2 separate regions of the Homo sapiens genome follow, and region 2 is linked to region 1. The links are chromatin loops, found by intact Hi-C in ENCODE. Cell type or tissue: PC-9. All regions are shown on one strand. Each heading gives the region's core, and the rest is flanking DNA. Links, peaks and the distances in the headings are about the cores only. Region 1 overlaps CDKL4 (cyclin dependent kinase like 4). Region 2 overlaps HNRNPLL (heterogeneous nuclear ribonucleoprotein L like).

Evidence for each region. A loop is a pair of places that touch in the nucleus more often than their neighbours do. Peaks named below come from ENCODE experiments on the same cell type or tissue, not always from the same donor. Only the 100,000 strongest peaks of a DNase experiment are listed, where the experiment ranks them.
Region 2: it touches region 1 in a loop (8-fold over the local background); 3 of 110 quality-filtered maps call a loop at or near these places.

What each region holds. Positions count from the first base shown.
Region 1 is chr2:39,221,848-39,234,248 of GRCh38, forward strand. CDKL4 (cyclin dependent kinase like 4) reads right to left here. Exons shown (of 10, transcript NM_001397900.1): 2 at 7,518-7,741; 3 at 3,992-4,113. The coding sequence starts at 7,685. Among named protein-coding and RNA genes, the nearest start is that of CDKL4, 16 kb to the right of the region's middle. In PC-9, for the core only: CTCF peaks have their summits at 6,432 (motif pointing left), 6,632, 8,190 (motif pointing left) and 8,390; DNase peaks (open chromatin) are centred at 6,424 and 8,164.
Region 2 is chr2:38,577,186-38,585,185 of GRCh38, forward strand. HNRNPLL (heterogeneous nuclear ribonucleoprotein L like) reads right to left here. Exons shown (of 13, transcript NM_138394.4): 4 at 6,656-6,741; 5 at 4,887-4,983; 6 at 4,728-4,800; 7 at 276-347. Among named protein-coding and RNA genes, the nearest start is that of HNRNPLL, 22 kb to the right of the region's middle. In PC-9, for the core only: a CTCF peak has its summit at 4,538 (motif pointing right); a DNase peak (open chromatin) is centred at 4,556.

The DNA.
Region 1 (12,401 bases), core at 2,186-10,185:
AATCTCCCTCACTTCCCGGGGTCAACAGATGTTGGAGTTGCTTCTCTTGTGCATCCCTTGCATCAACATTAACCCAATCAACATAACCATTTGTAGTTGTTACTTTGAATATCTGTCTCTTCATCACATTTTAAGCTTCTTGAGGGCAGGACTGTATCATTATAACTGTATCCTCTGCACCAGTGTAAAATGCTCCATGAAATATTTTTTGAGCGAAAGAATGCTAGGCATAAGGAAGCCATTAAGATCAATGAGACATGAAGTATGCCCTCAAAAAACTTATACTCTAGTGAGAGAGAGTATGCACATAAAAACATATACGGTATAAATACCAAGTACCACAACAGGGATGAAAATAAAATTCAATGGGGATTCAAAGGAAGGAAGAAATTCCATCCAGATGAAGGAAACTTAGAGATGTTACAAATATCTAGGATTTCACATTTTAAAGATTATGATAGGCCAGGTGTGGGGACTCATGCCTGTAATCCTAGCACTTTGGGAGGCTGAGGCAGGTGGATCACCTGAGGTTAGGAGTTCGAGAGCAGCCTGGCTAACATGGCAAAACCCTGTGTCTACTAAAAATACAAAAATTAGCCGGGCATGGTAGCGGGTCCCTGTAGTCCCAGGTATTTGGGAGGCTGAGGTGGGAGGACAGCTTGAGCCCAGGAGGTAGAGGCTGCAGTGAGCCGAGATCGCCCCACTGCACTCCAGCCTGGGCGACAGTGTGAGACTCTGTCTCTAAATAAATAAATAAATAAATAAATATTATGATAGAGACAGTGAAGGTGAAAAAGGCTAGAACCTTCTAGATTAAAATGAGAAGAACATGAGCTAAGTCTATAGACAGGAAAGCTTAGGATACAAGTAGGGAAGAGAAAGATGTTCAAGTCAAGCAAACTGGTGTATGCATTGAATGTTTTATAATAGTTTCAGGGCCTTGAACAATACATGAAGTAAGCATAAATTTCTAACTTCATGAAAATGTATGTTAATTTATAAATTAATTTATAGAATGGCTGAACATATCTGTCTTCTAAGTCAACATACAACATCCTATTTAGTGCAGGATAAAGTTTAACTATGAATTAATATGCCATTTTAATTGTTTTTATATTAATTTTTATTTTAAAAGTAATATATGTGCATTCACAGAAATTTGAGAAAATTTGAGAAAACTCAAATTTTCAATTATACTTAACATTCTAGTATGTTATCTCATTTTTTCATATATCATCCCAGGAACATTTCCCCAGGACATTAACTATTGTTCTAAAGCATGCTCTCTAATGGGCTGGCTGCATATTGTACTATTGTATGGATGGATATACCAAAATGCCTGTAACCAATTATTTACTGTTGGAAAATTAGGGGAGTCCAATATTTTTGTTATAAATAATGACGTATTGAACATTCATATGTATAACTTTTGCCCTCATCTGATTATTTTCTTACTATAAATTTCTCTAAATGGAATCTCTTGATCAAAGGATGAAAACAGTTAAAATTTTTTCATACATATTGCCAAATTGCCCTCCTAATGGCACTCTCTCTAGCCATCAATGAGGAGGTCTGATTCCCTGACTGTTGATAAGACTGGGTATAATAATTTTTGAAAAATCTTTGCCAAATTTAACAGATGAGAAATGGTACCTTGCTAAAAAGTTTTGAATTTCCTTGATTAATAGGGAAGGATAAGCATGTTTTCTTAGATGTACTGGTCATTTCCTTCTCTTTTTTTTTTTTTTTGAAGACTTCTGTCTTCAAAAAAAAAAAAAAAAGAGAGATGGGGTCTCACTCTGTTACCCAGGTTAGAGTGCAGTGGCATGATCTCTGCTCACTGCAGCCTTCACCTCTTGAGCTCAAGTGATCCTCCTACCTCAGCCTCCCAACTAGCTGGGACAACAGGCTAGGTTAATTTTTGTAGTTTTTGTAGAGATGGGTTTCACCATGTTGGCCAGGCTGGTCTTGAACTCCCAAGCTCAGCTGATCCACCTGCCTCAGCCTCCCAAAGGGCTGGGATTACAGGCATGAGCCACTGCACCCAGCCTCCTTCTCTTTTTTAATGATTTGCTTCCCATGTTCACTGGAAGGTAAGGTGAGGCTCCTTTTCTGTGTGTGCTCTGTTCAATGCTGTAGACTTAGCACTGGCTGGGTGCACAGTCTACATTTATGAAAGTTTTTTTTGAATAAATATATTTATTAATTGGATGTTAACCTTTTAAAAAATGTTATTTGTAAAATCTGCATAGGTAGACATAAAATTTATTCATTCTGGCAAATAGTTTACCCAATATCTCATTTCTATTTTAGTTTTGTTTATGGTACTTTTTTGTCAAAGGGAGTCTCTTAAACTACTGTGATTTAATATTTGACAGTTAAAAGTCCCTTTTTTCTCGATTTAGTCTTTTTCAAATTTCAAAAAATACCCTATTGGTATTCTGATTAGAATTTTGTTTAATAAACAGATAAACTGTAGAGGCAATATTTTTATAATCATGAATATTTCCATTTAGAAACATGTTCATTTAAATAAAATCCTTACATATCTCAGTTTTGTAGTTGTCTTCATGCAGAGTCAGAACAACTCTTTATCTTTATTCCTAAACTTTTGTTGTTGTTAATATTTGAATGGGATCCTTCTCCACTAATTTTTTTTTTTTTTTTTTTTCTTGAGACAGAGTCTTGTTCTGTCACCAAGGCTGGAGTGCAGTGGTGTGATCTCGGCTCACTGCATCCTCCGCCTCCTGGGTTGAAGCAATCATCGTGCCTCAGCCTCCCGAGTAGCTGGGACTACAGGCACCCACAACCACACCCAGGTAATTTTTATCTTTTTAGTAGAGACAGGGGTTCACCATGTTGGCCAGGCTTGTCTAGAACACGTGAGTTCAAGTGATCCACCTGCCTCAGCCTCCCAAAGGCATGAGACACTGCACCCAGCCATTCTCTGTTAGATTTTCTAAAGTGTTGTTTGATACAAATGCTGTTAATTTTTGCATGTGGAATCTGTCGTGTTATAGGGGTCGCTGTACTGAATTCCACTGGTTTTAATAACTCTTTAGGTGGTTCTCTTAGATTTTGTAGATCAGTAATATCTTGCAAATAATGACAATTTTATTTCATTTCCAAAAGCTATGTTTTGTTTTTCTTATTACATTACATTGGCTAGAGTTCTCAGAACAACGTTGCATTATAGTGGTGACAGCTGACATCCTTGTCTTGTTTCCTCACTTTAATGAAAGTTCTTTTAGTTTTACCATTGAGTATAACATTGGCAGTTGATTTGAAGAGGGGTGTGTGTGCCAACACTTTGGGAGGCCGAGGCAGGTGGATCATGAGGTCAGGAGTTCAAGACCAGCCTGGCCAAGATGGTGAAACCCCGTCTCTACTAAAAATACAAAAATTAGCCGGGCATGGTGGTGTGTGCCTGTAATCCCAGCTACTCGGGAGGCAGAGGCAGAGGCAGAGAACTGCTTGAACCCAGGAGGTGGAGGTTGCAGTGAGCTGAGATCGCGCCACTGCACTCCAGTCTGGGCAACAAAGTAAGACTCCATCTCAAAAAAAAAAAACTATTCTTTTAATCCTAGATGCTAGGGATTAAAAAAAAATCAGGAAAGGATGTTGAATTTATCAACATTTCAAATTTTCAAATTTATCAATCGTACATTTTTTTATCTTATTAGTGAATTATATGAATAGGTTTCCTAGTATCAAACCATGGTTCATTCCTTGAACTCAGATAATCCAATACATAATTTAGCCTCAAATTCATTTTGATTTTATATCTGTGGTAGGTTTTTCTCCTAATTATAACTCCTATAGGTAAATCATTGTTTGCCTTTTGAAGACATCCTGAGACTGGATGGGGTAGCCAGATGCATTGTGGTAGAAAGGGGAATTGTGGCTGGGATTTGAAATTTGCCATGGTTAATTCCACAGAAAATGAAACTGAGAACTGGCTGTACAGAATTTCAGTTTCCAGATTACTTACCCATTTGGGTTTCTTTCCAGCTCATTTAAAAGTGTATGATCACAGTATTCAAAAACTAAATGCATTTTCCTTTTTCTCCTGAACACCTCGATGAGGTTCACAAGATTTGGATGTTTTAATTGCTGTGAAAGAATTGAAATGCAAAGTTAAGTGATCTGTTACTAGTAAAAGCTTCTACCCAGACCCCTTAAAGAAACTTAAAGTTGGAAGAAATTTAAGATTCATCCAATGTACCTATAATAAGTGGTAACAAAATTGCTTGAATCTCTCTGGTGATAGCAAGTAAAGTATGTAACTTAAAATACTGCAATAAAACAAAAAACACTTTATGTATTTTATGGAAATTCTATATATACAAGTCATAAAATAACCTGAGTAGAAAATTGAGGAAATGAAATTATTAAGGACTATAAAAATAATCAATATCCACTCAGCTTACATATTGCCATGGATTTTATGGATTTAAATCCAGTCTGGATTCTAGTGTTGACTCCCAGTAATACTTGTTCCTAACCATCAAATCGGAATAAACTGTCTATTCTAGAAGTCCCCACAATTAGTCTGTGTTTTAAATTTACTTATTTATATTTATATAAATTATATATATTATATATATATTATATATATTATATATATATAATATATATTATATATTTTCAGCATTGTTCTTTGATTCTGTTGTTCTCTCTTATGCATAGATATTTTGTGTGTTAAATTCTATTCCCAAACTGACGCATTTCACAAGACAGCCTCTGTTTAATATCGCAAACCCAAGGAAAAATGCTGATTAGGTAGGACAGACCATCACTACAGCGATTAGATAATTTTATCTTCCAAACTAGGGTAATGGGTAGAAGCCAGGACTATCGTAGGCAAACCAGCACATATGGTCACTCCGTCTGTAACTAGGGTGACCACATAATTCAGCATACACACCAGGACACTTTTTTTTTTTCCTTGCTCTGTCGCCCAGGCTGAAGTGCAGTGGCGCCATCTCGGCTCACTACAACCTCCGCCTCCTGGTTCCAAGTGATGCTCATGCCTTAGCCTTTGCTGTAGCTGGGACTACAGGTGGGTGCTACCACGCCTGGCTAATTTTTGTATTTTTAGTAGAGATGGGGTTTCACCATGTTGGACAGGCTGGTCTCACGTGGACAGGCTGGTCTCAAACTGCTGACCTCAAGCAATCCATCTGCCTCGGCTTCTCAATGTGCTCGGATTACAGGCGTGAGCCATTGGGCCTGGCCACACCAGGACACTTTTGAAAGGGGATGTGAACCAGGCAGGACACTGGGACAAAAACTATAAAGCAGAACTCTCTTGGGCAAATCAGGATACATGATCACTCTTATTCCTAACCCATCTTCCCTGTTGTTTTCCCAGTATAGTAGACAAATCAACTTTCCAAACTCTCTTCCATTTACCCAGAAAGATACTGAGAGAGAACACAGCATTTTGCATATAGTAGAAGCTCAACAAATAACAGGCCCAGTAGAAAATTTTAGGTACAGAGACTCACAATGCATGCCTCTACCTCAGTATCTATTAACGTAAGCATGGCTTGACCAAAACAAATGTCACCCTAAAACTGTGTGCCTGCTGCTCCACAGCTGGGGAAAAGAGAATCCATTATACATTAAAAATATGCCCAGGCTGAGGCAGGAGGATCGCGTGAACCTAGGAGTTCGAGATCAGCCTAAGCAACATACTGAGACCCCATCTCTCTAAGGGAAAAAAAAGAGAGAAGCCCAAAGCACCAAACCAATTTGTTTTCTATGTGCTCCACTGCCTAAAAGAGCAGAAAGGCAAAGAGTGGAAGAGACTAGGTCATCTAAAAAGCCAGTGGCTTTGTGCCGCTGCAAAACCACAGTATGGAAGCAAAGCAGGATCTCTACTAGGGGAGTAAAAGATTTACAGATACTACAGTTTGATGCAATGTCAAGGTTAAACCTGGTCCAATCTCCTGTCTTTGGGTAGGTCAGCAATTTATACCGCCTTTGCAAATGAAGTTAACCTAGCCCAGGAAAACAGTAACTTGCCTAAAGAAAAACAGGTGGTAAGGACAGAGAGGCAAGCAATTTAAATAACAAGACTATGTGAGGAAAGGAAGGTCGACTGATCACAGAAGGAGCTGTTCAGGACCTACATGGACACAACATACCAAAAGCAGAAAGATGGACGTTCTGACATTCTGAGGGCCTTCATCAGAGACCAAGCTGAGTCATAATCAGGCTAGTTTTTACCTTACAGCCTCATTCTCCAGTTGGGCACTTGTAATGCAGAAGGTACTACCTGAGCATTAACTTTATCTGAAGACTTGGGACGGAGAGGCTGACAGGTAAAAGCATTATTTTTATTAGAAAGCCACACTGCTTGGTTCAGACCCGCCCTGCAGCTTAGCTCAGTGAGGGTGCCAGAGCTGGCTAGCTGACCGGCGCGCCCTCTGCTGGCTGAGAGGTAAGAGTGAACTTTTTTTTATCATGATGGATGTGTTCCTGAAGACTGTATCAAGTTATATTTCAAACAAAACCCTAGTGTGTATTAGTTGAGGAAACCTGTGGGAAATAATATTTGAAAATGAGAGAAAACATGATAATTATTAGTGATAATTATTATCCTCCCTTACAAACTGAATTTCTGGGGATTTTCTAAAAACAGACGACGTGTCAAAAATGAAGGTTGCCTGTGTGTCCTTGAAATCACAGGGTCTTGTCACATAATGTGTAGCCCACAAACCAGCAGCTTCCGCACTTCCTGCGTACTCAGAAATGCAGAATCTCGGGCCCACCCCAGACCTCCCAACTCAGAATCTGCATTTCAACAAGGTCCCCGGGGATTCCAATGCATATTAACATTTGAGAAGTGCTGCCCCAGACCTCCGTTTCCTCTGCGGAAAATATGGTTGTTAGATAAGAAGCATCTCTACGGTCGCTTATAGATCTAAAACTGTAAGATATTTAGCGTAAGAAAAAATTTACATTGAGAACTTAGGAATCTTACATGTCAAATCTTATCAGAGTGAAAACAATTATAACAAAAACCTTTATGTAAAAAATGTGTACGTTACCGGGGGTGCTATTCAGTATGTCTAAGAACCTGGGGTGCAGTGCAGGCAGGAACCAACGCATGTCGATGCCTACCAGGGCATTGGTGCGGTCCTGTGGGACTGACTCTCTGTGCCAGGAGGTGCTCTTTTAGTTGCTGGTTGGTAGGGGAAGTATTTGGAGGGATATCCAGAGGAGGGCCAGGGTTGGGGGCGAGCGTAAACACTGGGGTGAGTGGACTTAGGATATTTACTAACAAGAATAAAAGTTCTTTTCAGTATAACAATCTATAGCTGTATTCATACACAGACAAAATCAGAGTGGCCGAAGTCCAAAGTGATAATCAACTTATTACCCAAAGGTGCTGATACAAAGGAATTTAAGTCCAATGGGGGGAAAATAACTTTAAAATTCTTTGCAATTTTAACATGCATATTTCACTCAATTCCATGATATTTTACATATATATAAAGTTAACTTACCTTCAACATACGTATTTCTCTTAGTGCTATTTTCTTAACAACAGGATCATCTTCAGATTCCACAAATTTTTTAACAGCTACTACTTGTCCAGAGGTTTTGTTTCTGCATTTGAATACAACCCCATAAGACCCTTCTCCAGTCTTAGCTAATTTTTCATACTTTTCCATTATAGCTGAAGTGACTTAAATTATTGTATCGATTGACTTGCAGTACAATGCTGCACCTGGAAAATAAGGTAGACTTGCCTTAATCAAGCTATAAAAGACAATGTTCTCACAGGTTATATACAACCAATTTGTCCACATGCCAAAGGTTTATATTCATCAATTAATTGGAAATCCACTTAAAAATATTTGGATATTATTTTGTTAGTTTAGTTTAGTCCTCTGCAGCTCTTCCAGCTATCAAAAGATTTCATATGCTATTTCTGACAATGGTTCTATGTTGACCTCAGTTGAACTAAAAGAATTTGTGGAAAGGAAACTTATCCCATCTATTGTTTTCATTATGCTCAAGCAAACAACTGAAATATGATGCTGTAAAATCCAGCTGAAGGAACATTTCATACTCTGGAATATGCTGTTTATCTTTTCTCTTCTAACCCAAGTGCATACACAATGACTAGGAGGAGTTGTGTAAGAAGACATGGTACAAAAAGTGCTATACTTCCACCTGGTGGAGAGAAGAAAGAGCGTGGGCCATTGAACAAAGCAGTCTTTAAAAACAATAACAGGCCAGGCACAGTGGCTCAAGCCTGTAATCCCAGAACTTTGGAAGGCCAAGGTGGGTGGATCACCTGAGGTTGGGAGTTCAAGACCAGCCTAACCAATATGGAGAAATCCCATCTCTACTAAAAATACAAAATTAGCCAGGTGTGGTGGCACATGCCTGTAATCCCAGCTACTCAGGAGGCCCTTGAACCCAGCTGAGATTGTGCCATTGCACTCCAGCTTGGGCAACAAGAGTGAAACTCTGTCTGAAAAACACAAAACAATAACAGAATCCTTTTAGGGTATTTATTGCTCCTAGCTTTTATTTTCATGGAAGAACAGATTCTTAAGTTCTTAGCCCCAAAAGAAAATAATAAACACAAAGAAAGCATTCATTCTTATGAATTCTTTCACATCTCTAGTGATTTCTATGGAAATACTGGGTTTTTCTGTTTTGTGTCATCCATTCTTGAATGAATGTTTTGGTGACCGAATTAAATATTACATGATGACTAAGGCCAACATATTTAAATAAATCAGTCTAAGAATTAAAAATAGAAAAATTCTAATTAGTCTCAAAAACCCCACCCCACTTTATCCAGCAGAATCTTGTTAATATAACCTAATAACAATTACAATAATAATGGCACTTAACATTGTTCTATACAAATTACATAGAATGTGCACAAATATTCTATGAAGTAGGTGTTATTTTTATCCAATTATACAGATGAGAAAAGACACAGTGAAGGTAATACAGAATTAGAACCCACGGAGTGAGATTTCAAAGAACACAATTTTAATCACTACATTACACAGCCTCTCAGTTAAGTGCAAAAGAATGCATAATTCAGCCAGGCATAGTGGCTCACACTTGTAATCCCAGAACTCTGGGAGGTCGAGGCAGGTGGATCACCTGAGGTCAGGAGTTCGAGACCAGCCTGGCCAACATGGTGAAACCCTGTCTCTACTAAAAACACCAAAAAATTACCCGGGTGTGGTGGCACAGGCCTGTAATCCCAGCTACTTAGGAGGCTGAGGCAGGAGAATCTCTTGAACCCTGGAGGTGGAGGTTGCAGTGAGCTGAGATCGCACCACTGCACTCCAGCCTGGGAGACAGAGCAAGGCTCCATCTCAAAAACAAAAACAAACAAACAAACAAACAAACAAAAAGAATGTATAATTCGAAGAACCACTTTATCCAGGTCTTGGTATTAACAAAATGTCAAGTGAAAAAGTTGACTACTTGTAAATTTCTCTTGTTTCAAATGAGTACACATTTTTTAAAACTTCTCTAATAATATTGTCTTTTCCAACTACAGATTATCTCAATGGTGAAAGAAATAATCTACTTCCACTTGCCACCATAAAAATATACAATGGAGAAAAATGTTTACCTGGATATAATGACTACTGACATACTATTTTTTACAGTGCTGCTTTTTTGAGGGGGAATGAATTCGATTTCCTCTCTTATTAAAGAAAGAAAATTCAAGCATACACACTCAAGTAACACATGGAAAATCCATCACAGATTATGTTCTGAAAGCCCTATTAGTTATACTGTATTTTTACCTATGTATTATTATTTTAAAGATATTTAGATGTGAGCATGCATACATTTGCATAGTAATAGATGGCTGGAAAGAGAGTAGGAGAAACTGGGAATTTGCTTTAGAAAGTTATTGGCATCTGGCTGGGAGCATTGGCTCATGCCTGTAATCCCAACACTTTTGGAGGCTGAGGTGGGAAGATCACTTGAGCCCAGGAGTTTGAGGTTACAGTGAACTATGATTGTACCACTGTATTACTTCCTGGGTGACAGAGTGAGACCCTGTCTCTAAAATAAAATGAGATAAAGTTATTGGTATAAAACTTTATAGATTTGTTAATTTAACCTACTTGATAAGTACTACAGTCATTGGGGGAAACTATAAATATGACAAGAAGCTTAATTATGAAGTTTTAATGTATGCATTATTTTATTATTTCCCTCTAGGTAGTTGATTTGATCTATTGATGTATGTTTTTTCTTTTTTCTCAACAGATTCAGTAACGACTGATTCCTCAGACTAATATTTAGATCTCATAATCACATCAACCAAACTGCTAAATACAATAAAATAAAGCTCCAGGAAATAGTACTTCACCTAGTAACCACTCAATATTTCTGTTTTCAAAAGCCCTACTATATGTTCATGGAAAATGAGTCTGAGTATGCAAGCAGGAATTAGACCAATGCCTGTAAATTCCTTTGTGGAATTTACAGCTCTAATTCCAGCTTACTAGGATTATAACAGAGTTTCTGGAGGCAGTAATTCCTACTCTCTTATTTGAGATCCAGACCAACTATCCAACTGCTTGATGAGTATCTCTACATGAATGGACAGAATCATCTAAAAATTGGAACATTCTAAACCAAATGCCTTCTCTTCTTTCTTATCCTCTGTCCATACCCAATGTTCACAAACATGCTCCACGTTATGCCTAAATGGCTTGTCAAGGTACATGTGGTGGGGGGCTTTGAGGTAGCCAAGGACAGTGACTGCTGCCTAAACCTAATCTCCTCATACATCTTCCACAAAGCAATACAAATCAACCAGGACAAATAAAACCACATAAATCCAGTGCCTTCAATATAACAAGAAGACACAGGACTCTACAAACTTAGGTAGAAAAGCAAAGCCTAGCTGGGCGTGGTGGCTCACTCCTGTAATCCCGGCACTTTGGGAGGCTGAGGCGGGCGGATCACGAGGTCAGGGGATCGAGACCATCCTGGCTAACACGATGAAATCCCATCTCTACTAAAAATACAAAAAATTAGCCAGGCATGGTGGCACGCGCCTGTAGTCCCAGCTACTCAGGAGGCTGAGACAAGAGAATTGCTTGAACCCAGGAGGCGGAGGTTGCAGTGAGCCGAGATCGTACCACTGCACTCCAGCCTGGGTGACAGAGTGAGACTCCATCTCAAAAAAAAAAAAAAAAAAAGAAAGAAAGAAAGAAAAAGAAAAGAAAAGCCTAAATTCTGGAGGGGTTATCTCTTGAGCTCCCACTGTAAACCTTGGCAGAACGCAAAGATATGAGAGGGGTGAGATCTAAAAAGCTTTAAGAAAGACAGAAGAGTAAAAGAAGGGCCTAAGAAAGACTTAAGATCACCTCCTTCCCAAAGAGAAAACACATCACAAGTGTAAAAATACCCTAAGTGTGTCCTGGTAGATCAGAACACTCACTACAAGGAAGGGGTGTAAAAGTAACATGGGTCTCAAGGTGGCACTAGTCAGTGTGGCACCATTTTTGGGGAATAAAAGGACAAGAGGGAAGGGAAAGACATCTGTTGGAGACTGGACAGTGAAGGGAAAAAGAAGCGAGAAGGATACATTTGGCATCTTGCAAGACAAAAGAGAATTCTGAATTGAAGGGCATGCGAATCCTCCCATCACCACTAAGACAGGGAAAAAGTGTCATCAATGAAAGAAACTGCATTTTACTACAGTGACAGAAAACACTCTCTTGGCCTAGGATGATAGTCAGTTACTAACAGCCAAAACCTGCCCAAGAAATGAAACAAGGGAAAGCCGTCCCCATACATGCTATTATTGTCAGAAAAAAGAAATGAGAACCCAAAAATTTCAGTTAATGAAAATCATTTACAAAAAAAAACACACAAAATCTAACCATGAAGCAAAAGAAAACTAACACAAACACTTCAAACTGATTTAAATATCCTCTCATAATTTGGAGATACGAAAAAGCCACAATGAATCAGATATTCAAATCACAAGTGGACAAAAATTATTTAAGAAGATATATATATATATATATAAATTTTATTTTTACTTTTTTTTTTTTTTTTTTTGAGACAGAGTCTCGTTCTGTCACCCAGGCTGGAGTGCAGTGGCACGATCTCGGCTCACTGCAACCTCTGCCTCCCGGGTTCAAGCGATTCTCCTGCCTCCGCCTCCTGAATAGCTGGGACTACAGGCGTGTGCCACCACTCCCGGCTAATTTTTGTATTTTTTAGTACAGGTGGGGTTTCACTGTGTTAGCCAGGACGGTCTCGATCTCCTGACCTCATGATCCACCTGCCTTGGCCTCCCAAAGTGCTAGGACTACAGGCGTGAGCCACTGCACCCGGCCTATATTTTCACTTTTTTCTTTTGGCTATTGATGTGT
Region 2 (8,000 bases), core at 1-8,000, 650 kb before region 1:
CCCATTAAAAATCAAAACCAAACCAAAATATAATGGCAAAAAAGTATTCAATCCCCAACTAGTAGCTCTCACTTATCTCAAGGATTTTTTTTAAATCATTATCCTAAGAAAACAAATTTTGGACAACTCCTGGGAGTACATTACAAGGGACTGATCCCATATAAACCGAGGCAGATACGCAGGAAAAATAGACAAGAAATGTGCCATACTTCATCAGAAATGCAGCAAGTCAAACAGTTCATCTATACTACCTTCTTTCTACCTTGACAACTTACCATAGCCATCATGTCTAAACGAAGAAGGGTGTTCTCCCAAAATGGCTTGTCTCTGGCGACCCTTTCCTCTATCTGACACAAAAGTAGAAACATGGTTTTAACAATTTTGACCCAAGTACTTAATGGAGTTCTCAGATGGGAAACACCCATTCAAAACATCCAATACAACAATTCATAAAAGAAATACGATTCCTGGTTAACTTTAAACATCCATTCATATCCAATTTAAACACAACACCAAGAGTGTAAAAAATTAATTCCATCTAACAAATTCCACTTAACTTGAATATATCTTTTTGGCAAATGCCAAATACAATCACACTTTCAAATTTAAGGAAGAATGGATACTTTTCAGAAAGTGAATGTACACAATGCTAGAAGTTTGACACTGTACAGAAGTTTTTACCAATACATGTCTTTAAAACAAGCTTTAAGTGCAGTACTTTTGAAAGACAGTACCTGAATCATACTATTAGCTTCAACAGCAACACATTTTCAAAGTGGGCTTCTTTCAAGAAGTTTCAGCATAAGCCAACAACAACCTGTATTACATGGTTTCACAATCAGTAAACACAGAGTATTTTATAAGTATATGCACATATTTACAAACACCTGACTTGAGAGCTGAAAATGTTCACATCACTGACTCATATTATATCATGAATAGGTCATTGTCTATTGACCATAACACCAGGTAGGACTATGAGCAACCCCAAACTTTAAAGATGCCAAGATAAAGCTAACCAAGGGGGCTACATTATTGGATGAGAATACTACAATACTCTAAAGGATAATTTTTATTCTAGCTACGTTTTCAGAAAAGGCATGCCAATTTTCCCAAATCTAATTAGAGACATCAACAAAAAAATTATTTATAAGTTTCTAAAATAGCACCTCCTATGTTAGTAAATTTTAAAAATCATTATACAATACTTTTAGAAAGTTTGCTGATGAAATTACAGTGCCCAATAAGATTTTTAAAAATATGTATCTCAAGACTCTGGTCATTCTAATCCTTGAAAATTCAGAGAGCCTTTACCTATATCCTTAGTCACCTAAACAAATGAGGTTTATGGGAGATGAGAAATACTTTAATTTTCACTTCAGTCTAGAGAAGTAGAGTTTTAATCACCTATTCCAAGTTATTGTGGCATTGAAAGGGACTGAGGCCATCTAGTTTAACTTTTACTCAATGTAAAAATTCTCTTTACATCATCTCTGTAAGTTGGGACCATTTAGCTTCTGCTTACCCAAAACCAATAATAAGATTTCCAGATAGCCCTAAATTGTGAGAAAATGAATTTTTATATTGTATAGAAATTGATCCTCTACCCATATTCTACCCCATTTAGGGCCTTACAGACTTAGTCGTTGGCCAAAACCTCTTCTAAATGCTCAAGAAGTTATTATGACTGTCCCCCCGACCCCATTTCCCCAAAGTCATTTCTTCTTCAATCCTAACATTCACAGTTCCTTCTACCACATGGCTTCTAACGTCTCTCATCACGCAAGTCTCACTCCTTTTGAGCCAATCTAGCCTACTAATCCATTCTGTTAATGTTCCTCTGCTTAAGCATACGCCATCAAACACTAAATACAAATCCTTATCTGACCTAGGAATCTTAAAACCACAACAACCATAATGTCTTCATGACTCAGTTTTATTGATACAGTTAACAGTGTGCTATAAAGGAAAGAGAACTGGGTTGGGAATCAGACGATTCCAACTTAAACCACTAATTTGCTGTATAGTCACAGAAACAATTTTCATTCATAAATGAAGGAGTTAGAGTAGATTATCTTCCAAGCTATCTTTCAGCCAAACATTCTCATTAATAATTCACTTCTAAATGACGAGTTAATGGGTGCAGCACACCAGCATGGCACATGTATACATATGTAACTAACCTGCACATTGTGCACATGTACCCTAAAACTTAAAGTATAATAATAATAAAATAAAATAAAATAATTAAAAAATTAATAATAATTCACTTCATTTGAAGTATTCACTGCGTAACAGGTCACGTAAAACAGAAGTGAGCAGAAAGTTGAACCCTAAATATATCAGTTTCTAAACAGTGGTAAGCTTTCCTAGAGTCAAATGATCTGATGGAAGCTGTGAACATTCTCCCCAAAAAGATGCACCTATCTACTACAGGTTCTAAGATTTCTGGAGGGGTTCCCTGGCGTCCTGGTTAGGGATTCTTTACACTAAAATGTAATTCAAGCTGAAAAGGGCTTTGAAAAAAGTGAGGGTATGTTTTTAAAAAAGTTTTTATTTTTTTTGGTTAAAAAAAAAAATGTTATGAAGGTCTTTATTTGGGGATAGCAACCTAACAGTTTCAATAGCTATCAATTTGAGTGCAAGCTAAGAGCTCTACAGAAACAAAAACATAAACTGTTATGGTCTCGCAAGACAAATATCTGTAAGGAATTAGAAAACAAAAAATTTTCCTTCAAAGCATAAACTAAAAACGTTTTACGTGCTTTAATTATATTTCACTATTCACATATATACCTTATACATTTCTAAACTTATCTGACTAGAATTATATGAAGAACTAACCTCAGCTGGCTTTGTGTAAACATCAGACCCTTTAAAAGAATAGATGTAAACACTATTAAAATAAGCTTATCTACACCTGTTTAAAGAGCCCCTGAGAAAAATGTAACCACAACTATTTCAAATGAGATTTTTTTAAAAAAACAAAACCGAGTGGTCAATAACTGTAAATTGACAGAAGTGAGACATTTCTCATCAACCACTTGTCCGGTTGTTTCAGTGCTAAGGATGTGCTTTCTAATACTGACATCAACTGTACCAACCCAAGGCCAGGCAGATTTCCATAAGTAGTGAAAAACATGGGGTCTAGCCAAAGCTGCATTACAAAACAAACCTATTTGCAATTTCATGCATAAGGCAAGATGATTTCCTGGGAATTGAGAGTTAAAGGAGCCAATCATCTAAAAGTCCTAAATATGCAAACATGCAAAAGATCAATCATCACATTGTCTTTTTCTTTTTGCTAGAGTACATGCACTATAGAGTACCCACTCCCCAAGGTATTTTGTATGCCATAAAATTTTTTTCTAGTTACTGACTTTTACAGACATACTCATCTTGAGCTTTTCCACCCTGTAGTTCAAACACTGATATTGTAGTTAAGATGTAGCCAATACTGCAGCCCCCTTGTTTTTACAAGATCCACATTTTAATTTGTATATTCCAGAATTGCCACACAGTTAGTTGAACAATTTTATCAGTCAAATTTATCCTCACGAAATCTAGCACTTATAGGTGAAGATGCATCCCAAATGAAATGCTCTTATTTTCAGATTTATCAAGTTTAAAGATATTCTATCTTGAACAGACATGTTACTTTCACCTACATTTGAAATGTCAAAATTTCTAGTTACACAAATTGACAGTGATAACCTTAAATTGTTACAAAAAGTGACAACTTATAAACAGCCACTTTACAAAAATCAAACCACACAGAAGAACGTCTTTCACATATAATGCACCTTTTCATTATGTTAGAATTTCTGTTCAGTGACCACAATTGAGAAAAAAACAAAAAATTTAAAAAGTAAACAATGCAGCAAGTGTGCACCTTTCTAATCCTTTTATTTTTCTATCTGTGTGGATTGGTTGAGCATTATCAATTCCCAAGACCTGTTAATAAACTGGTCCTGGTTATTTGCCAATTAACAATTTGAATCTAAGCTGCACACAGTCACAGTAATGGGCATTAAGATTTACAACATTGCAGATGAAGTCTAGTTTCCGTTAGTGGAAAGTCTTAAATTCTACAACTGAAACCTTAAGGGAAATCAGACCAATATATACATACAACTTGTATAAATGGGCACAGTCTATCATGGTGTTCATCCCATGCAATTCTGAAGTACTGTTAAGTGTCCTCCTTTAAAAACTTGGGGTGATGGTGCATGCAGTATGCAGTCAAGGTGAATTGCGAGTCTGAGTTTTTCAGAGGGCTTTTTGCTGATGCCGATGTTGTGCATGATGAAGTGTAGAGTCAGCCTGCTGGAGTCCTCTATCCTTCTTAATGCCTCGTCCAGCTTGGGGGAAAGTCCTTTCCATAGAGAAGCAGTGTGCAAGTTTGCAGTTTGTAAGGAATATTCTGAATCAGTTTCCTCTCCTCCAAAGAGAGAGAGCTGCTTGGAGAAATGCAAGTCCTTGAACTGCGGGCGTGCCTGAATGTGTGGGCTCCTTGTTGAACTAAATATAAATAGCTCAGTACATACCAGTAGGGGGCACTAATGTTCAAGGTTATTTTCCAGCATTACATGGCCTTTTGCAACAAAAGCATTCATCAACAAGGTTTTCATTTGAATTAACTAGCTCATCTCAGGAAAAAAGAATCTAACTGCATATAAAAATTTGTCAGCAGATCAAGTACATTCTAAAATGTATAAAATACCTACCTCGTCTTCCCAAATATGGTTTAGTGTAGTCCCAACTGTCATTGTCATTCCTAATAACATTTAGACGAGTTGGCTGTTAAGATTGAAAATAATGTAAGTTCAAACTGCATATCCAAAGCATAAATATTTCTTGGGTAGGGTGTTGAAAAAAATATTTACCCGTGCATATTCAATTTTTAGTGTGCAACATCCAGCATATATATCAGCTCCATTGAGTGCTGCTTTAGCTTTCTGGGCACAAAGGACTGATTCAAACATAAGCTCTATTAAGGAAATTCGGTTTAAGGTATCTGATACTTAATCATTATTCACTCCCAAAGGACAGGATTGAAAATAATCAGAAGTAGCTCTTTTACTTCTGGAAATGTTTTACCAATTTCAGGATGAATTTTAAGAGAATTTTTTGTTTTGTTTTGTTTTTGAGACGGAGTCTTGCTCTATCACCAGGAGTGCAGTGGCGCGACCTGGGCTCAATGCAACCTCCACCTCCCGGGTTCAAGCAATTCTCCTGCCTCAGCCTCCCAAGTAGCTGGGACTACAGGTGTGTGCCACCGCACCCGGCTAATTTTTAATTTTTTTAGTAGATACGGGGTTTCACCATGTTGACCAGGATTGTCTCGATCTCTTGACTTCGTGATCCGCCCGCCTCGGCCTCCCAAAGTGCTGGGATCACAGACGTGAGTCACTGCGCCTGGCCAGGAGAATTTATTTTTAAGATCAAGGGTGGCTGGGCACAGTTGCTCACGCCTGTAATCCCAGCACTTTGGGAGGCTGAACCAGGTGAACAGCCTGAGCTCAGGAGTTCGAGACCAGCCTGGCCAACATGGTGAAGCCCCATCTCTACTAAAAATACAAAAATTAGCTGGGTGTGGTGGCAGGTGCCTGTCATCCCAGCTACTTGGGAGGCTGAGACACGGGAATCACTTGACCACCCTGGGCAACAAAAAGCAAAACTCCATCTTAAAAAAAAAAAAAAAATCAAGGGTACCAAAGAAAACATAATACAACCGAACTATCTACCTTAATTCTTTTAGGTCATCATTAGTACTTTATAAATCGGAAAGCAGAGGAGATAATGGAGCATGGTCCCATTCCCTAGCAAAGGACAACTTGCAACCTTGAAACAGAAAAGATTTTACTCTTTAAGAAGAACATTACAAAGAGCCAAAGTAATACAAAACAAATACATGATTTTTACATATTTCTGAGAAGGCATAGTTTTATAATACTCTATCTAAAATTTTATCAGTTTTTAAAAAAATTACTTAAGTCCATAATCTTAAAAAAATAAAATCACAAAGGTATATAAGGTAAAAAAACAAAGATAAAACATAAGTCCCTTGCCAGAAGTAAGCACTATTAAAGCGTTTGCTGTATATCCCTACCTTCTTCTATGCATACACATGCACACGTAGGTTGGGGTTTTCTCTTTATTATTATTATTTAAGATGGGTCCAGCTTGGGGGAAAGTGTATTATCTATACTATTTTGTAACTTGCTCTTCTTACTCAATGTGTGACAAATTTAACATAAAGAAGTTTTTACATAAACCATTACCATTTTAAAGGTTCAATAAAAAAAGGTAAGATTTTACTGACTCTAAAGTTTTGGTACTTCCAAACTACTTTAAGAGGGAGTCAGAAAAGTTCACTTAGGATAAATTCCAAAATAGTACAAGTGTACATATCTTCAAATAGTGTTATTTAACAGCTTAAAAAGGAAGCACTAGATTGCTTTCTGGTAGCAAGTTATTCTTATCATAAATAGTAAAATTCCCTATGAGTACTGCAGTTTCATTTTTTAAAGCTAAGTCACGTAGATTTTTGTGAGAGGACAAAGTAAACACCACTTGTCTAGAAATGCTTAAGCCAGAAAAAATAAGATCCGTATGAATTACACATCAATAAAAATTTACAAATAAAGGATATTCAACCATTGCTTGTATCCCATTTCTCTTGAATATAACAATACGTTGCACTTTGCCAACAGGGTTGCATACAGTATATAAAACATCCTATGAAGGAAAAGAAAAAGATTTCTTCACACTTTACATCTGAAAAAACATTAAAGCTATACTTCGTTTTGTTTTACCTAAAAACTATCAACTGTCAAGATGTCATTTCTATTGATTAATAAAATTAATTCTTAAAATTATTACTTTTTTCTTGAGACAGGGTCTCACACTGTTGCCTAGGCTAGAGTGCAGTGGCACGATCACAGTTCCCTACAGCCCTGACTTCCCAGGCTGAAACGATCTCCCGCCTCAGCCTCCCGAGTAGCTGAGACTTCAAGGCATGCACCACCACACAAGGTTAATTTTTTCGTTTTTTGTAGAGACAGAGTCTCACTATGTTGTCCAGGCTGTCTCAAACTCCTGAGCTCAAGGGATCCTACTACCTCAGTCTCCTAAAGAACTAAGATTATAGGTATGAGCCACCATGCTGGCCTAAAATTATTATACTTTAATAAATCTTAAGGTATTTCTTCACCTACACAATACACCCACATTAAAGAAGTTCCAATGGAACATTTGGAAAGCACTGTCACCTATTTTATGTCCTAAATGAATCCTCAATTTTTATTTTCTTAACAGGTGACTAAAATAACTTCTGATGATATAAAATTAATAAACCAAAACTATAATCAATGAATATTTTTTCCAAATGTGACACTGAAATGTTTAATATTATAATCACTTGTGTTATAGTAATAAATATGTATTAAGAGATAATATTAGAACAACTCTGGTACTCATTTTTCAAGGGACAATGGCCATAAAGAAAAGACCCAAGGAAGACCATACAGTTACATGTCACTAAACAAGACGCCTGAGTCATCTAAGAATCTAAATACCTACTTAGGAGTAATTATTCAACTATCAAGAAATTTCTTGAGCATCTATAATTTACACAGCTGCATTGTTACACACCAGAGATATAACAAAAAACAGAGTACCTACACTAGATTAGTTACATGTTTTCCCAACACCGAATATTATAAATATATTACTATATATTAATAAGTCTATATTTAAAATACAAAATGTCTAATTAAATCTAAAGAATATCTTATGCTTTAAGTTTATGTCCCAATATCATATGCCCAGACTACATATGATACCAACTGAAGTTTCCCTTACTGTGATGTTCCTCTATTCATTACAAAAATTAAGTGTCTGTGTTACTAGCTTATTATGAAACAGCATGTGAGTAGGAAGAAAACTAGTTCTGGAAACAAATCCTTTTTAAAACTTCTACCAATAACACTTTTCAA